2 separate regions of the Homo sapiens genome follow, and region 1 is linked to region 2. Evidence: read pairs that join two places in POLR2A ChIA-PET (ENCODE). Cell type or tissue: GM12878. All regions are shown on one strand. Each heading gives the region's core, and the rest is flanking DNA. Links, peaks and the distances in the headings are about the cores only. Region 1 overlaps LOC107987037 (a long non-coding RNA gene). Region 2 overlaps NEK6 (NIMA related kinase 6).

Region 1 (8,439 bases), core at 198-8,197, 230 kb before region 2:
AAGTAATAGTGTTAATAACAGATGGCCAGGCAAGGTGGCTCACGCCTGTAATCCCAGCACTTTAGGAGGCCGAGGTGGGTGGATCACCTGAGGTCTTGAGTTCAAGGCCAGCCTGGCCAACATGGTGAAACCCCATCTCTACTAAAAAATACAAAAATTAGCCGGTTGTGATGGTGGGCGCCTGCAATCCCAGCTACTCGGGAAGCTGAGGCAGGAGAATTGCTGGAACCCGAGAGGCGGAGTTTGCAGTGAGCCAAGATCGCGCCATTGCACTCCAGCTCAGGCCGATGACAGCGAGACTCCGTCTCAGACAAACAAACCAACCACAAAACAAAACAAAAAATACAGACACACTTTCTTACTCTTGATCATAATGGGAATGCTTTCAGTGTTTCGTCTTTAAGCATGATGCTGGCTTTTGGGTTGAAATCAGTATTTTATCGTGTTTAAACATTTTCCTATTTTATTAAGAAAGAAAAGCTCTTTCTAAACTTTCTAGGCCATCTCCTTCTCTGGCCTCCTCTACGTGCAACCCAGACCCTGCAGTACTGAGTTAGTCACTCACCTCCTGAGTGCGCCATGTTGTATAAGGCATTCTAGCCATTGCCCCTTGCTAGTCCCTCTTCATGGAATACCCTTCCCCCAAGCTTCTCTCAGGCAAGGCCCAGATAAATAGCATCTACTCTGGGAAGCTTCCCAGGCAGTTCTGCCCTTGACCTTGTCTCCTCCAAGCCCTTCTCATGATGATATATATATAATTGCCTGCGTTCACCTCCGCTCTCCACACCAGCCTGTGAGCATCCTGGTGTGTGTGTGTGGGCATGGGGGTGACACGTCTGGGTTACTTCTGTGTGCTTGGACTAGGGCCCCGATAGAGTAAATACATGATCAATGTGGTTTTGGATGAATGAATACTAAATAAAAGCTAACATTTACCAAGTACTCAGTAAGTGCCAGGCCCCAGGGTAAGCACTTCCCACTCACTGTCTCATTTAATACAACACCCCCATGAGGTAGAGGTGTATTGTTTCCAACTTGAGATGAGCAAGTGAAATCTCAGAGAGGTTAAGTAACATATGCAAGGTCACACAGCCAGGAAGTGAATCCAGGTTGGTTTGACTCCAGGGCTGAGACTTTAAGTCTCTAGGCCATTCTGAATGGCTATAAATGTTAGCTTTTATAGCCATTAATACAGTACATGTATGAATGAACAAATAAATACAGTAAATGTATGAATGAACAAATGGTACACAGTGAGGCCTGGGAGAGTGAAGTGGTGCTAGGCTTGGACATGGCACCTGTCCAAGTGCCATGGAGAGGAGCCCTGAGATGGTGATTCCTTTATGTTTTTTCTTTTTTTGGTAAATACAAACCCTTGTGTCAAGGGCTGACTTTCAATAGATTGCAGCGAGGGAGCTGCTCTGCTGTGTACGAAACCCTGACGAGATGATGATTTTTTTTTTTTTTTAGACAGAGTCTTGTTTTGTTGCCAGGCTGGAGGATGGTGGTGCGATCTCGGCTCACTGCAGCCTCCGCCTCCCTGGTTCAAGCTATTCTCCTGCCTTACCTTCCTGAGTAGCTGGGACTACAGGCACACGCCACCATGCCCGGGTTATTTTTGTATTTTAGTAGAGATGGGGTTTCACCATGTTTGCCAGGCTGGTCTCGAACTCTTGACCTCAGGTGATCCACCTGCATCGGCGTCCCAAAGCACTGGGATTACAGGCGTGAGCCACCGCTCCCGGCCGAGGTGATGTTTCTTAAGTGACCCAGAGGGTGGAGCTAGGTGTGGGTGCAGGGGTGGGATAATGGAACTACCTGATCTGGTTGGCTCAGGACTGAGGGTTTTCCTGGAATACTGGACTTTCTAGTGCTAAAGTCAGAAAAGCCCTGGCCAAACCTGGCTGAGGTGGTCACGCGAGAGGTGCAGCCATAAGCTCTGGATTTCCTCTCTGTGTGAGCAAAGGATTCTCATGGTCAGGACTAACTAGGGAGCGGGGAGGCAGCCCTAGCAGAGAGTGAGCTCCCTGTCATGCGAGGTATAAAAACAGGACAGGGGACACTTTCACTTTCATATTTTCCCCTCATCTCTTTGGGATTCTTGGGTGATCTTAACTTGGGGTGTGGGCTCCCAGAATGGTTCTGCTTTGTCCCAAGCTGGAGGGTTCCTGGAAAGGACTGAGACAGGCTGAAGGCCCAGTTGCTCACTGTTTGATGGCTGAATGCTCCTCTGGATGGCCTAGGAGGTGTGTAAATGGGCAGAATTGACAACGTGTGTCACGTGAACCTCCTGCCAAGCCCAGGAGCTCCTCCTCCTAATAGCCCTCCTGAGGAAACCACCCAGGAAAGGGGGACAGAAAAGTGGGACTCAGAGGGGTGAATGAGGAGATGGGGTGGGCGGGGGAGCAGGAGCTTGAGTCACCCACCTCCATCAATTGAGTGATGCCACTTCCAGGCAGGAAAACCCACCTGGTCCATCTCCCAGGACCCGGAGTGGACTTTAAGCTCAGCAGAGCCCCCGGCACAGGCCCTGGAACTCTCCTGGCGGGGTCACAGCAGCAGGATAGGCAAGTCTTGCAGGGGAGGGCTGATGGGGGGAGCAGGTCCCCAGCAGGGTGTCTCCTCAGGGCCTGAAGTTTCTCCAGGTTGCAGCTGGGGATAGACACACAGGAATAAGAGAGAGAAATGGCTGGTGTTCGGGGTGGGGAGAGCTGGAATTTATTTAAAGGCCTCTGTACTTGTTGACTAACAGCGAGCTTGTATTTCGTTTTGTTTTGTTTTGGCTGATATATACTTTACAAAATTATGTTTGAAAGTGGCATATAACATGCATACAGCAAAGTGTACTTATGAGTGTATAGTTTGATGATTTTTTACATGTGTATGTACACCCATGTAATCACACCCACATCAAAGTATAGACATTTCCAGTGCCCCAGGAAGTCCCTTTTTACCTTTTCCTGGTCTATATCTGCCCTCAGAGGTAACTATGGTCCTGTCTTTTATCATCTTGAAATAGTTTTGCCTGTTCTTGAACTTCGTGGACATGGAATAATACAGTAAAATGCTCTTTTGTGCCTGGAGTTTTGACTTCGTGTTATTGATAGTGACAGGAGGCAGCCAAATGCCTAGGCAGATAGGGGTGGGTCTCCAGTGACACCTGACCTTCCAGCCACAGACAGTCCTGGGTAAATCCTCAGACCGGATTGAAAACCCACCTTCCATTTGGCATGCTTTCCTCTGATTGATCCTAATCCTTCACCTATTTTACCTACCCTTTCCTAATTGGTTTTCTACAATGTCATGCCCACCTTTGAGTGGTGTCTTTGCTTTAACCTTTTTTGCATACTCAAAAACCAGTCAGCATGCATTCCCTGTTATGATCCCATAAAAAGCCCTGGGCTCAGCCATACTGGGTACTTTTCCACCTTCGGGTAGGAGAACCATCCCTCATGTCACCTCTTTTTGCTGAGAGCTTTCCTTTCACTTAATAAATTCTACCCCACTCACTCTCTGGTGTCTGCATGCTTAATTCTTCCTGGTCATGAGACAAGACCCTGGACCTAGCTGAGCTAAGGAGCAGAAAGATAGCATCATTATAATGGTGTGATTCACCCATGGTGTTGCACGTATCAGTGGTTTGTTCCTTTTTTACTGCTGTGTAGTTCTCCATTGTAGAAATGTGTCACGAAACATTGATCCGGTCTCCTATTGATGGGCATTTGGGTTGTTTCCAGTTTGCCAGTTTGGGCCATTATGAACAAGTCTGCTATGAACATGTGTGTCAGGCCTTTTGGTGGCACTCACATCTTGGGTGTATACCCAGGAGTGGAATTGCTGGGTCATAGCTGAGGTGTATATTTAACAAAGCCTGTACTTAGTACTTTTGTTATAAGAGAAACTTGGAAAAATCAACGAGAGATTTTTTATAACTTTAAAAGGAGTACATACAAAAAGTTGTTTGGGAGGTGAGCCCAGAGTTCTCTGGGGCCCCAGTGGCAGCTTCTGGAGTGTGTGGCTTGGATTCCTGAGGGGAAGGTCAAGTTGGGCATGGAGCAGGGAGGGAATGGGCTATACCTGGGCCCTTTCAGGCCCCTCCCAGGGAAGGGAGGGTAAGGTCTGCCAGGATGCTATCATAAGGGGCAGATCTGATAGGTGCTCCTATAAAGAGTCTGACTGGGGACCTCACTCTCACCACCTGTGCAATGGGCTAGTGCATGGTGGACTCAGTGGCTTCTGAGCCTCTGATGTCTTTGGGCATCTGCTTGGGAGCCTCCTCTTTCAGCCCCTACATTACGGTCTGTGGCAATACCGACTCTGGAAGGTTTTAAGGATGGGGGGATGGTCCCTGAGCCCCAAAGCTTCTGCCAGGGTGAACCCTGTGGATCAGGGCCCCAGAGGCCTCCTCCCACCCCCAGCCTTGCCCCAGCTGTGCCTCAGGCTCTCTGGGAGCTGGGGGGAGACAAGGGGAGCCAGGCTCAGTTTTTTTCATGAAGCCGGAGCAGCTGCTGCCCAGAGTTTGGGAAGCTGTTGTTCTGCCAGTGGGGTTCCCCAAGGGAAATACCAGTGCCAGGGTCCTGAGCACAGCCGGGTGATCCAATCACCCCCAATGAGCTCAGGGCTTGCCCCCATGCCTAGCAGCTGAGCAGAAGCACTTAGCAGCCCAATCAAATACTTCTCAGTCTGGTGAAAACACTCAGCAGTGTGTTTAAATGACTCAGCCACCCAGCGGCAGTGCTCAGAGGGCCAGTGAAGTTACTCACTGAAACTAGAGTAATGCTTATCAGTCTACAGTAGCATTCATTCATCTGGGGGAAAAACAAACCCCAAAAACTAAACCAATAACCACAGAATGGTTCTGAGTCCTTATCTTGGCCCTGGCCCTTCTTTGCTGTGGTTTCCTTGTAGGGATGTCCACCCTCTTTGTGGTTTGTTGGGATAAGTCAATGCGCTAATGTCTAGAAAGGGCTTCTCGTAGTGGTTGGCATGCAGTGGGCTTTCAGCAATATTTACCGAGGGCCTGCTGTAAGCCAGATCCTATTGTTGCAATTACTCTGGCCCTTGGGGAGGCAGTCCTGGGAGGCGGAGCTTTGGGCAGGGACAGTTTCTATGAACAAAATGCATGAGCTTTAGTCATGGCTTGAAACATTATGTGAGCCTTCAGAATTCTTTTATTTATTTAATTAATTTATTTTTTTGAGACGGAGTCTCGCTCTGTCACCCAGGCTGGAGTGCAATGGCGTGATCTTGGCTCACTGTAACCTCCGCCTCACAGGTTCGAGTAATTCTCCCTGCCTCAGCCTCCCAAGTAGCTGGGATTACAGGCAACTGCCACCACGCCTAGCTAATTTTTGTATTTTTAGTAGAGACGGGGTTTTGCCGTGTTGGCCAGGCTGGTCTCGAACTCCCGACCTCAGGTGATCCGCCTGCCTCGGCCTCCCAAGGTGCAGGGATTACAGGCGTGAGCCACTGTGCCCAGCTCAGAATCCTTCTACAGTGTTCTCTCTGGTCCTCCATTGGCTGTGGTTTAGAAAGCCCAGATTCATTCCTCCTGCCTTCCCATTCTCCCTTCTCAACCTCACCCACCGTCAAGTTCTCTTCTGGATACTGGGCTTCAGAGATATTGGATTTGGGCCCTGTGAAAACAGGTGATTAGAACACACTAGAAGGTGTAGTGAATCTACTGACAATATAAATACAGTTAAGTTTCTGTCTGCCCATTTGTCTGGTTCCACATCATGAGCAAATAGCTGGAGGAATTACTTGAAGGGTATGTTTGGTTTGATCTGACTTGGTGGCTCAGGATATAGGGGGAGTGGGCCAAATAGATGGGCAGGGGTCTTCCAGGGTTTCTCAAATCGATGGCTGATGACAGGCTATTTATTTGTTGATTGTGAGGCCGTGTATATTAAAATGGCATAGACAAAGAAAACAAATGGGTTTTAAACGTGAGCTCCAAATGGGCAGACAATATGGGTGTTAATTCATGATCAAGCTGCTGATTACTGGCAACTCCAGATAGCTTCTTAATGATGAGTAGAAGTAGGCATTGATTTCTTTTACTATGGATAATGATCTCCCCAGCTATGCAGGAGAAGCCAGTTAGTAGCAATTACAGGAACAAGCATCAATTAAACTTTCTTTGTGTGATGCACCATGCTAGGCACTAGAATGCATTTTGTCTCCCTGACTCCTCACAATAGCCTGGGGGTGGGAATGCTTATTAATTCAGAGAGGTTAAGTAACTTATCCACCTAGTAAGTGGTAGATCCAGGATTCAAACCCAGGTTTACCTGTCAGATGGCAACGTCCATGCTCTAAATCCCTTGTCTACACTGCATTCTGCCTTGGGACGCTGCAAACTCATCAAATTCAAAACTCCCTCTCCTTCTGTCTGGAACTATAAAGTGAAGAAATTAGGGTTGCTGGATATGAAATCAACCTAGAAAATCCACAGTGTGCTACAAGCAATGACCAATTAGAAAATGTAGCTGGGGGCGGTGGCTCACAGCTGTAATCCCAGCACTTTGGGAGGCAGAGGCGGGTGGATCACGAGGTCAGGAGATCGAGACCATCCTGGCTAACATGGTGAAACCTCGTCTCTACTAAAATACAAAAAAAAAAAAAAAAAAAGGAGCCAGGCATGGTGGCCGGCGCCTGTAGTCCCAGCTACTCGGGAGGCTGAGGTAAGAGAATGGCGTGAGCCTGGGAGGCGGAGGTTGCAGTGAGCCGAGATCAAGCCACTGCACTCCAGCCTGGGCGACTGAGCAAGACTCCGTCTCAAAAAAAGAAAAGAAAATGTAAATGTAACAGAAAGAAAGATGATATGAAAAGTGTAAGGGCCCAGTAATCAACTAACAAAATGTGTGTAACAACTCTATGGATAAAATACAAAGTATTATTGAAGAACACACACACTCAAGAATAAATGAAGGTATGTATCATATTCATGGAAAACAAGACTCAATATCATCAAATGTACTTTAATTTTTCCCGATTGATTCATAAAATCAGTGCAATTAACTAAAATTCCAATAAGATTTGTCATCAAACTTGTTAAGCTGATTCTAAAATTAACACAGAAGGATAAAAGGGCAAGAATAGTGAAGGCCAATCTGAGATAGAATGAGGTAGGGGTCTTGCCCAAACCAATATCCTTAGTTATTTATTTATTTATTTATTGAGACAGATTTTCACTCTTGTTGCCCAGGCTGGAGTGTAATGGCACGATCCCGGCTCACTGCAACCTCCGCCTCCTGGGTTCAAGCGATTCTCATGCCTCGGCCTCCCAGGTAGCTGGGATTACAGGCACCTGCCACCAAGACCAGCTAATTTTTTGTATTTTTAGTAGAGAGGGGGGTTTCATCATGTTGGCCAGGCTGGTTGCGAACTCCTGACCTCAGGTGATCTACCCGCCTCAGCCTCCCAAAGTGCTGGGGATTACAGGCATGAACCACCACGCCCAGCCAATGTTCTAATTTATGATAAAGCTTTGATAATAAACACATCCTGGTTGTTAACACAGCGATAGACAAATAATGGAACAGAAAAGGGAACCCAGAAATTGATCCAAGTTATATGGGACCTTGGTGTATGATCAAAAGGCATTACAAATCTGTGGAGGGGAAGCATGGACTATTCAAAAATGGGGTTTAGAAAAGTAGCTATCCCTATGTAAAAATTAACCTTAGATCCTGTCTCACATCACACACAAAAATAAACTTGAGATGAATTAATGACCTAAATGTGAAAAACAGCTTACAGAAGAAAAGTTGGAAAATTTCCCTATGTCTTGGGATAGGGAAGGAGCCCTTAAGTCACAAAAGCTAGGCGTCATAAAGGAAAATATGAAGTTTAAGCTCAGCCGCATCAAATATTTCTGTATAACAGATAAACTACCTGCAAAGTTAAAATTCCAACAATAGTCTGTGGGAAGGCATTTGCAGCATATATTACAGATATAGGGTTAACATCCAAAAGATACAAAGAACGCCTATAAATCGATAAGAAAAAGACAAACAACCCAATAGAAAAATGGGCAGAAGACCTGAACACAAAAAAGGAAACAGGGAGAGTGAATAAGCATAAGAATCAAAGATGCTTAACCTCTCTTTGTTGATGATTAAACAACAAAGAGAGGCCAGGCGAGGTGGCCCAACACTTTGGGAGGCCGAAGTGGAAGGACCACTTGAGCCCAGGAGTTTGAGACCAGCCTGGGCAACATAGTGAGACCCTGTCTCCAAAAAAATTAAAAAAAAAATTTTAAATTTTAACCAGACATGGTGGTGGATGCCTGTAGTTTCAGCTGCTTGGGAGTCTGAGGTGGGAGGATCACTTGAGCCCAGGAGGTTTAGGCTGTACTGAGCCGAGACCGTGCCACTGCACTCTAGCCCAGATAATAGAGTGACACCCTGTCTCAAAAAAACAAACAAAAAATCC
Region 2 (8,439 bases), core at 219-8,218:
TGGCGGGGGAACGCTGTCACCACAGCAAGGGCCAGGCTGGGGCCACAGGGGGTGGGTCAGACACGCCCACTGAATACTCAGGGGCACGGGAGGGCCGGGATCCCCCTGACTCTCTGCATCCCAGATTCATTCCTACGCTTTCATACAGGCCCCAAAGACAAGTGCTGAGTAGATCTGGGTCTTCAGCACGATGTTTTTTAAAAACAGGCTTGCAGCGTTTGGTCCTTTGGTGGCACCAGCCAGGACCACTGAGGGCTGAGAACGTCTCAGCGCCCAGCATAGGCCGCCAGCCCTGGCTCTGCTCTTTTGGGTTAGAGAGCGGCCCCTCCCAGTAATGACAGGGCCCGCCATTCCCGGCAGCGCCCACCAGCACAGCCTCCCCCGCTTTGTGGACAAAGGGCAGCCTGTGGGGCAGGAAGGAGGGAATCCAGCCTCCCCTGTTCCCCCAGAGGCCTTTATCTATTTTGGCAAAGGCCCTGTGATCAGACGTTTCCGCCCTGACAACTCCCTGCCAAGTGATCTCAAGCAAGGGAGTCCCAGAGCCCTGCTGAGCCCCACTTCTCTCCTGTGAAGTAGGAGGCACAGTTCCAGCCCTGACCCTCTCAGGAAGGCTGGGGATGACAAGGCAAACCCTTCCCGTGCCTAGCCCAGGGCCTGGCACATAGTAGGTGCTCAGTCAATACTGAATGAGAGAGAGCATCTTGGAGCCCAGAACGTAAATTTCATGCCACTCCTGCGACGGAGCCTCAGTGGGGCCTCTTGGGAAGGAGAATCTATAGGCATTTCCTTCCCCACGTCCTAGGACACAGTTAGCTGAGACGACCGGGCAGGGGTGGGGAAGTTGAGTGCACGGGTGTAGCACTGGACGGAGGACAGAGGCTGCTAAGCTGCATCTCAGGCATTGATTGGCATTGAGGAAAACCCACCTAGACTTGGTATCGCGGGAGGGAGGGTCATGTGCAGGGAGCCCTGGAAGGGAGCCTGGAGAGCTGGGTGCCAGCCCTGGCTCTGCACCCCTTACCAGCCATGTGCAGGTCATGGCAGTGCCCTGTGGATCCTACTTCCTGAACCTCCCCTCTGCAGGCTTGATGCCACTGCTGTCATTTCGGCCTCTATCCCACAACTCGCACAGGGCTTGCCTCACCTTTAGGCCTTTGCACGTGCCATGCCCTCTGCCTGGAGTGCCCTGCCCCTATTCCTCCACTCAGAGCTGCTTCCCGTTCCGAGGAAAAATCCCATGCCCCAGGTAGACTGCACGCACATTTTCTTGTGTTTCCACACCCTGCTTTGCAGAGCAGCGGGCACCCTGGTTGTAGTTTAAGGGACGCCTGAGAGCCCCATTGAGGATGGAGATTGGTCCCCCTTGCCTGGCACACGCTTGGTGCCCAGCACTTGTGTGTCCATTGAGTGAGCAAATAATGGAATGTCTGGAGGCATGTGACGCCTCTGCTGTGTGGCTTGGTTTCCCCATCTTTAAAATACCAGATGTGGGCCAGGCGCAGTGGCTCTCGCCTATAATCCCAGCACTTTGGGAGGCTGAGGCGGGAGGATCACCTGAGGTTGGGAATTCGAGACCAGCCTGGCCAACATGTTGAAACCCTGTCTCTACTAAAAATACAAAAATTAGCCAGGTGTGGTGGTGCATGTCTGTAATCCCAGCTACTTGGGAGGCTGAGACACGATAATTGCTTGAACTAGGGAGGCGGAGGTTGCAGTGATCCAAGATGGCACCACTGCACTCCATACTGGGCGAAGACCGAGACTCCGTCTCTAAGTAAATAAATAAAATAAAATACTGGATGTGGACTGATGGAGTCCTTGGGGATCTGGTGAAACATGAGGCCTCAAGTGAACGGACTCGGGTCTTTCCTGCTCCCAGGAGTGGAATGGGAGCGTGGCAGCGACCACGCACACGTTTGTTTAATGATTATCCAATGTTGACCCAAAACTATGAGCAAAGCTCCGGGGATTTTCTGGGCGTTCAGCACAAAATTCCCAGTTAATGGGTTCCAGTGTCTTAAAAAGGCAGGACTGAGGCGGTCTCTATGGAGTTGTTCTGACTGCAGCTGGGCCCTGTCCTTCCACACCTGCCCCTGCAGGAATTCTCCGGACGCCTGTGGAGGGAAGAATGTGTGTGTCTGGGGTCCAAGACCACATGCACCGCCTGGTGGAACTTTCTCTGCTCTTGCATGTCTGGTGGGAGCTTCCCTTAATGACACAGGATCTGCCGAGATTCATCCCCAACTCCAGGCTGGCACCAGTGTTCAAGCCCCTGCCTCTGCTGTCTCCCAGGTCTTCAAATTTACACCACTCTGACTCTCAGTTTCCCTATCTGCAAAATGAAGGCAGGAATGCCCACCTCATGGGGTGAGCCAGTGGACCCAAATACGTGGTGCAGTAGGTGCCACGGAGTAGTGGCACGTGATTTTGTGGCTGTTAGTGTGAGTATTCCTTACTTTAGAGAGCAGAGGAAAACACATCAGCAGATTGTTTAAGCCAAAAAATGTCTGTTGTTTGAAGAATTTCGTTTTGGAAGGCAAGCCCAGGTTTTGGGTCAGAACCGTATTCCCTCAGGCACGGCACGGTTGAACGTCGAGGCATATTTTACAGGCTTGGTGACCGCTCAAGCCTTTGAGCCCTCCATGCGGGTGCTCTGAGGTCAGACTTTTCGGGAAGCCCTCACACAGCTGGTCTGCTTGTCGCGTTGGTAGCACCGTTTCCACAGAGCAGGCTCTGTTTGGCTATGAATAGATGTTTTTCTCACTCTTTTCTTGGATGCCTGAATGGCAGGCTCCCCTCCTGCAGTCTCAGAGGCCGACCTGCATGTAAAACTCCAAGCGGACATCAGAGTGGGTTCGTCTGTTCCTGCTTGGACTTGAGGCTCTCAGCAAGGCTCAAAGAGCTGGGTCGATGGCCACCATGACCCAGGGAGCCTCCCGAGAGTCTCCCAGGCTATAGTTTCTGAAGGCTACTGAGTGAACTGAAGAAATCAGAGTTCATGGAAGAGGCAGCAGATCCGAGCAACAGCCGAGATTGAGGAGGATGGTTCAGGATCTCCAAACACAGGCCCGCTGGCTCCACTGTGTCCAAGCCGCAGATGCAAAGCCTGTTAGGACAGAAAGGACACGAGATAGCAGCCAGGGCCGGCCGCAGGCAGGAGGGCCGGGCCACCAGCAGTTAGGAGTGTGGGTTCTGGAGCCACACAACCGGGGTTCAGATCCCAGTTTTCCCACCTCTATTGGGCAGCATACTGTAAGCCTCAGTTTTCCCCTTCTGTAAAACGGAGATAATAATTTACCTGTCTCACAAGGCTGTTATGAGGATTAAAGTAAGTTAACATCACTCAAGTGCATAGAACGATGCTGGGTACATACTAAATAAATACAGATAAACTGAGGCCCAGAGAGGGCAAGGGACTTCGCTGTGGTCACTCAGCAAGTCATTGGGGCAGCCAAGGCTGAAACTCATGACTCCTAGTCTCGTGAACGGTTCCCCCCTCCCTGCCCTCCCCCGCAGTCAGACTTTTTAAACACTGCCTTTTGCAGAGGAAATCGCGTGACCCTTCAGCCCACAAGAATTCCGACTGCACAGAATGTCTGAAACCTCTTCGGGCTGGCTGGGGGCCTTGTTGCAATTCTATTCAGCTGTTAGTTCTTTTTTTCCCCTCTCTTTCTTTTAAAGCTCTATAGGATCCTCCTTTCCCTTCTCCACAAATAGAAAAATTAACCTCTTGACAAAGGAGTTGGAAGACTTGAGTCCCTGCTGTGTGTCCCGGAACCAATCCCCCAGCCTCAGGTTCCCCGGCTGTGAAATGAGAAGGTGTCCTCTGTTGACAGGGAGGTGGCCCCACCTGCCAGTCTGTGATTGCCACAGAGACAAGCCAGCCAAGAAGTGCCACCCTGGACGAAGGTCGGGTGAGTGCTGATTAAACAAAATCTGGTGACGCATCCTTCTAAGAAGCGAGGCGAAACCCACCAGAGATGCTGCGTGCTTCTGCCCACCTCCTCGTGTCAAAGGTGATTTGAGTCATCAGCCTGGCCTGCACTTTTCTCGCTCTCCTGTTTCCTTGCAGTGCTCCTGGGCTCCTGAGCCACTCGGGGCTGAGGCCCGGGGGCCAGTTGTGTCCCATCTGCAGGCCCCAGGGCATTAGACCTGAGGGGCCTGGTCACCTTCTGATTTCTGCTGGGCGCCCCAGCCATGAGCTCCAGAGGCTGCCAGCCTAGGGTGTGAGTCTGTCTCCGAAGCTGCTGACATGAGTAGGGACTTCCCCTCTCTGAGCTTTAGTTCCTTATCTGTGAAATGGGTGCATGAGCCCTGCCTGGCAGGGTGAGATGAGGTACACAAGCCCTATCCTACTTCACTCCCCTCTTCCTTCCTGCCCGAAAGGCCCTGGCTCACCTGGGATCCAGCTGGGGCACAGCAGGTGTTGATATGTCCACCTGCTGCCCCCCGGCTGTGATATGCCCCCCTGGCTGCGGGGGACAGAGGGACAGCTGGCCACACCGGGAAGCCTGGGGACAGACCCTGGGACATCAGGGTCAGGAGCGTACAGGGTGCAGCCCTCTTGGCCTAGTGATGGGGATCCCTAGGGGAAAGACCTAGGGGCCAGGAGGTCATGGAGACAAGACTCGAACCCAGGATTGGGGCCCCCAGGTCCTCCTGTCCTTTGTGTAGGCTCACTTTCAGGTTACCCTGGCACCAGCAGGGGCCAGCCTGGTTGGGCCTGGGAATTCAGAGATGGGTGCCAAGGTGGGCCTGGAGCACGACGTAGGCAGACACGGGGCCGAGCCCCACCTTGCTACCCGCTGGTAAGGGGCCTTGGGCAAGTCGTGGCCACTCCTGAGCCCCCATCTCCTCATCTCAAAAATGAACATCATTCCCACTCTTCCCACCTTTCAAGGTTGTCATGCGGCTCCCTATGATAGTGTGGACAAAAGTCACTCTGTAGACCATCAAGAACTGACCAGGCCAGATGCGGTGGCTCATGCCTGTAATCCCAACACTTTGGGAGGCTGAGGTGGGTGGATCACCTGAGGTCAGGAGTTTGAAACTAGCCTGGCCAACATGGTGAAACCCCATCTTTACTAAAAATAGAAAGATTTGCTGGGTGTAGTGGCATGCAGGTATAACCCTGGATACTTGGGAGGGTGAGGCAGGAGAATCTCTTGAACCTGGGAGGTGGAGGTTACAGTGAGCCAAGATTGCACCATTGCACTCCAGCCTAGGTGACAGAGTGACACTGTCTCAAAAAAGAAAAAAAAACCGCCCAGAAGAAATGTGTCATTTCACCCTCTGGAACCATGAGCCCTGTGATCATGAGGCACAATCGTCATGTAAATATATAGGGTCTCTCACCAGCCACGGGCCAAGATTTATTTTATGGAGACAGTGGGGGAGGGGGCCAGCTCAGTTTCATTGTCCTGGTAACTTTGTAAAATGCTTTGCCATCACTTCCCAGCTCCTGGGAGGATGCAGCAGGAGCTGTGCAGCCTCTCTCGCCCTCCCAAAAGGCGGATCCCCAGAGGCCCTGGACACCTCCTTCCAGGTCCACAGGCCCAAAGGCCTGGTGTCCATAAGGCTGGGGTTCCCTGGAAAGTGGGTTTCTGGAAATACTTGTTGCAGGGATATCGCTGTTGCGTGAGGGCTGGTTGTTTATGATAACAGGAATCATAACAGTGGCAGTACCCACATTGATTGATTGATTGATTGAGACAGAGTCTCACTCCATCACCCAGGCTGGAGTGCAGTGGCGCGACCTCAATTCACTGCAACCTCTGCCTCCTGGGTTCAAGTGATTCTCCTGAATCAAGTGATTCAGTGCTCAGCCTCCTGAGCAGCTGGGATTACAGGTACCCGCCCCCACACCCAGCTAATTTTTTGTATTTTTAGTAAAAATGGGGTTTTGCCATGTTGGCCAGGCTGGTCTCGAACTCTTGACCTCAAGTGATCCACTCACCTCGGCCTCCCAAAGTTCTGGGATTACAGGCGTGAGCCACCCTGCTCGGCCCAGTACCCACATTTATTAAGCTCTTCTGCATACCCGGGCCCTGATAATCCTGGGCTGGTATTTTACCTGCATGTAAAGTACCTCACTTGGTCCTCACGGCAGCCCTACAAGATGGGTCCTACTGTGGCTACTAGTTTATAAAAGAGGGAACTGCAAAGGGATGACCCTGGGACTGGCCCAGGCTCACATGGGCGGATGGAGGCAGCACCGAATTTGTACTCGGGGCTCTCAGACCCCTGAGCTTGCTGCCTCTCCACCTCCCCACAGCCTGGCCTGCTCTTCTCAGATCCAGGACACTGCCTCCCTGCAGCCCCCTTCATTGCCCCACGTTGAAATTAACGGCCCCTTCTGTGATTCAGCAACGCAGTTAAGTACATTGGGGTTTTTTGGTTGGTGTTTCGTTTTTTGTTTTTTTAGAAAGAGGGTCTTGCTCTTTCACCCAGGTGGAATGCAGTGGCACAATACTAGCTCTCCACAGCCTTGAACTCCTGGGCTTAAGTGATCCTTCCATCTCAGCCTTCCAAAGTGCTAGGATTACAGGTGTGAGCCACCACGCCTGACCTAGTTAAGACTTTGATTGGACACCCCCCCCGCCCCCCCCCGCCACACACACACACACACACACACACACACACACACACACACACACACACACTCCATCTGCTCCTTCGCTGAGGGGAGGGTGCTCTGGACACACTGCTGAGGATGTCCAGGTCAGGACTCAGGCCTGCATTCCCATCCAAGCTCTGCCTCTGCAGCTAGGACTCCCTGAGTCTCAGTTTCCTCATCTGTCAAATGGATACACTGTCTGCCTTCCAGGGTTGTTTTGTGAGCACACAGGCTGGCACTATCCCTGAAGGATCTGGCCCAGCACCCGACACTGATGGGGTGCCCTGGATGCATGCCTCCATATACACACCTCCATGGCTGTGTGTTGGGGAGCCCAGGAGGCATCCAAGCCACAGCCCCACGTCACTATGGCTACTATGCATGAGGAAGGCAGTGTGCAGGGGCTGGAGGGCTCAGAAGTGATCCAGGGTCCAAGAACAAATTCCCTTAGCAATTCCAGACCGAAAAGATCTGGTTTTCTAGTGCCCAGAAATGAGCACGTGATTAAATACAGGATCCCCAGTTTAATTCCAGAGCAACCCAGTGAATCACAGATCCTTTGTCAGCCGTATAAGAAGCATCTGCACAAGAAGGGCGCTTCTAGACTGTGGAGTCCAACCCACTCATGTTGCAGGTGGGGAAACTGAGGCCCAAAGATAGCCTGTGACTTTCCCAAGACCATGCAGCCCTATGGGAGTCTGGCCTGTATGAGTCCTGGGCCACCAGACCACACACAGCACAGCTCAGAGCACAAGCCACTCCTGCGGAGCTAAAAATGGCCACATACTTCCTAAGCCCAACTCCAGGGTTCAGTGAGGATCCTGGTAAGGAGAGCGACACAGGAAGGTGCAGGGGTTGCCATGGTGTGGCCCCAGATGCTGTGATTACGCGCCAGCCCCGTCACACCGTACGGGTGGTAGGACTGGGCAAAGAAGACGCCGCCACCTGGATGCACTGAGGTGTGCACAGCCACGTGGAGATGATGCTGGGGGCTCACGGTGACTCTCAGGAGGCCCTGGCCTGGCCTATCTGGAGCCTTCTCTGTGAAATGAGGCTGGTAACGCCCACTAGCAGGGTTGTAGGGGACATGGATCTGTGGCCACCTCCTCAAGGGGTGCCACACGCACCAGGTCCTGACTGGGAGTCCGGCCCCCAGGGCCTGTGGATGGCTGGCCTGGGCCCAGCCTCCGCCCCCAAGGGTGCTGGCACCTGGCATGTGCCCGACAGTTGGGGCCGGCTGGTGGGAAGGTGTGTGTCAGGTGGCGGAGCCTCGGTGCCAGGATCTCACTCACGCGTCCTCCAGGGCCTCAGCTGCTGTATGCCTGTGTCAGTCCCAGTGGCGATGAGCTGCAGATGGGGCACAGGGGTGGTTTGCCCAGGGCAGAAGTGGCTCGTTCTGAAAAAGGAAGCAGGTGCTGGCCACGGAGAGCCCCTCTTGGGGACCAGGGGCTGGGGCTGGCCTGCAGAGCCCAGATTCCTCTCACAGACTGGGTGGCGGGGGGTCTGTCTGGCCTCTGTGCCCTTGATCCCACGGTGTCCTCTACTGGGAATCCCCCTCCCCTTTAGTCCAAACCCTGCTGGTCCTTCTGGGCCACCTCAGGTTTTCTACCTGTTGTCCAAAGCTCCCCGTGACCTGGCCCCGCCAGAAGCAGCAGCCATGGGTCCTTTTCCTGAGCAGCTTCGTGCTCTTTTTAGCTTGTGGGTAGCAGTTCCAGGGCCTGCTCCTGGGGACCTGTAAGAACAGGAACTGTGTCTGAGTCATTGCAGGGTCCCGAAGGGAAGACGAACACTCCTCATCCTCTGATCCTGGATCCGCACCCTCG

What was found. ChIA-PET counts read pairs that join two places held together with the same protein. Peaks named below come from ENCODE experiments on the same cell type or tissue, not always from the same donor. Only the 100,000 strongest peaks of a DNase experiment are listed, where the experiment ranks them.
Region 1: POLR2A ChIA-PET joins it to region 2 with 5 read pairs; 1 of 35 experiments calls an interaction of 5 or more read pairs at or near these places.

What each region holds. Positions count from the first base shown.
Region 1 is chr9:124,050,092-124,058,530 of GRCh38, forward strand. The region is part of intron 1 of LOC107987037 (a long non-coding RNA gene); the gene reads left to right. Among named protein-coding and RNA genes, the nearest start is that of LHX2, 43 kb to the left of the region's middle. In GM12878, for the core only: a CTCF peak has its summit at 4,727; a DNase peak (open chromatin) is centred at 4,820.
Region 2 is chr9:124,282,577-124,291,015 of GRCh38, forward strand. The region is part of intron 1 of NEK6 (NIMA related kinase 6); the gene reads left to right. Among named protein-coding and RNA genes, the nearest start is that of NEK6, 29 kb to the left of the region's middle. RefSeq lists silencers at 194-488, 2,931-3,105 and enhancers at 3,194-4,393, 3,362-3,431, 3,932-4,311. In GM12878, for the core only: no CTCF peak of the experiment used is centred there; DNase peaks (open chromatin) are centred at 3,765 and 3,945; H3K4me3 peaks cover 3,153 bases; H3K27ac peaks cover 5,932 bases.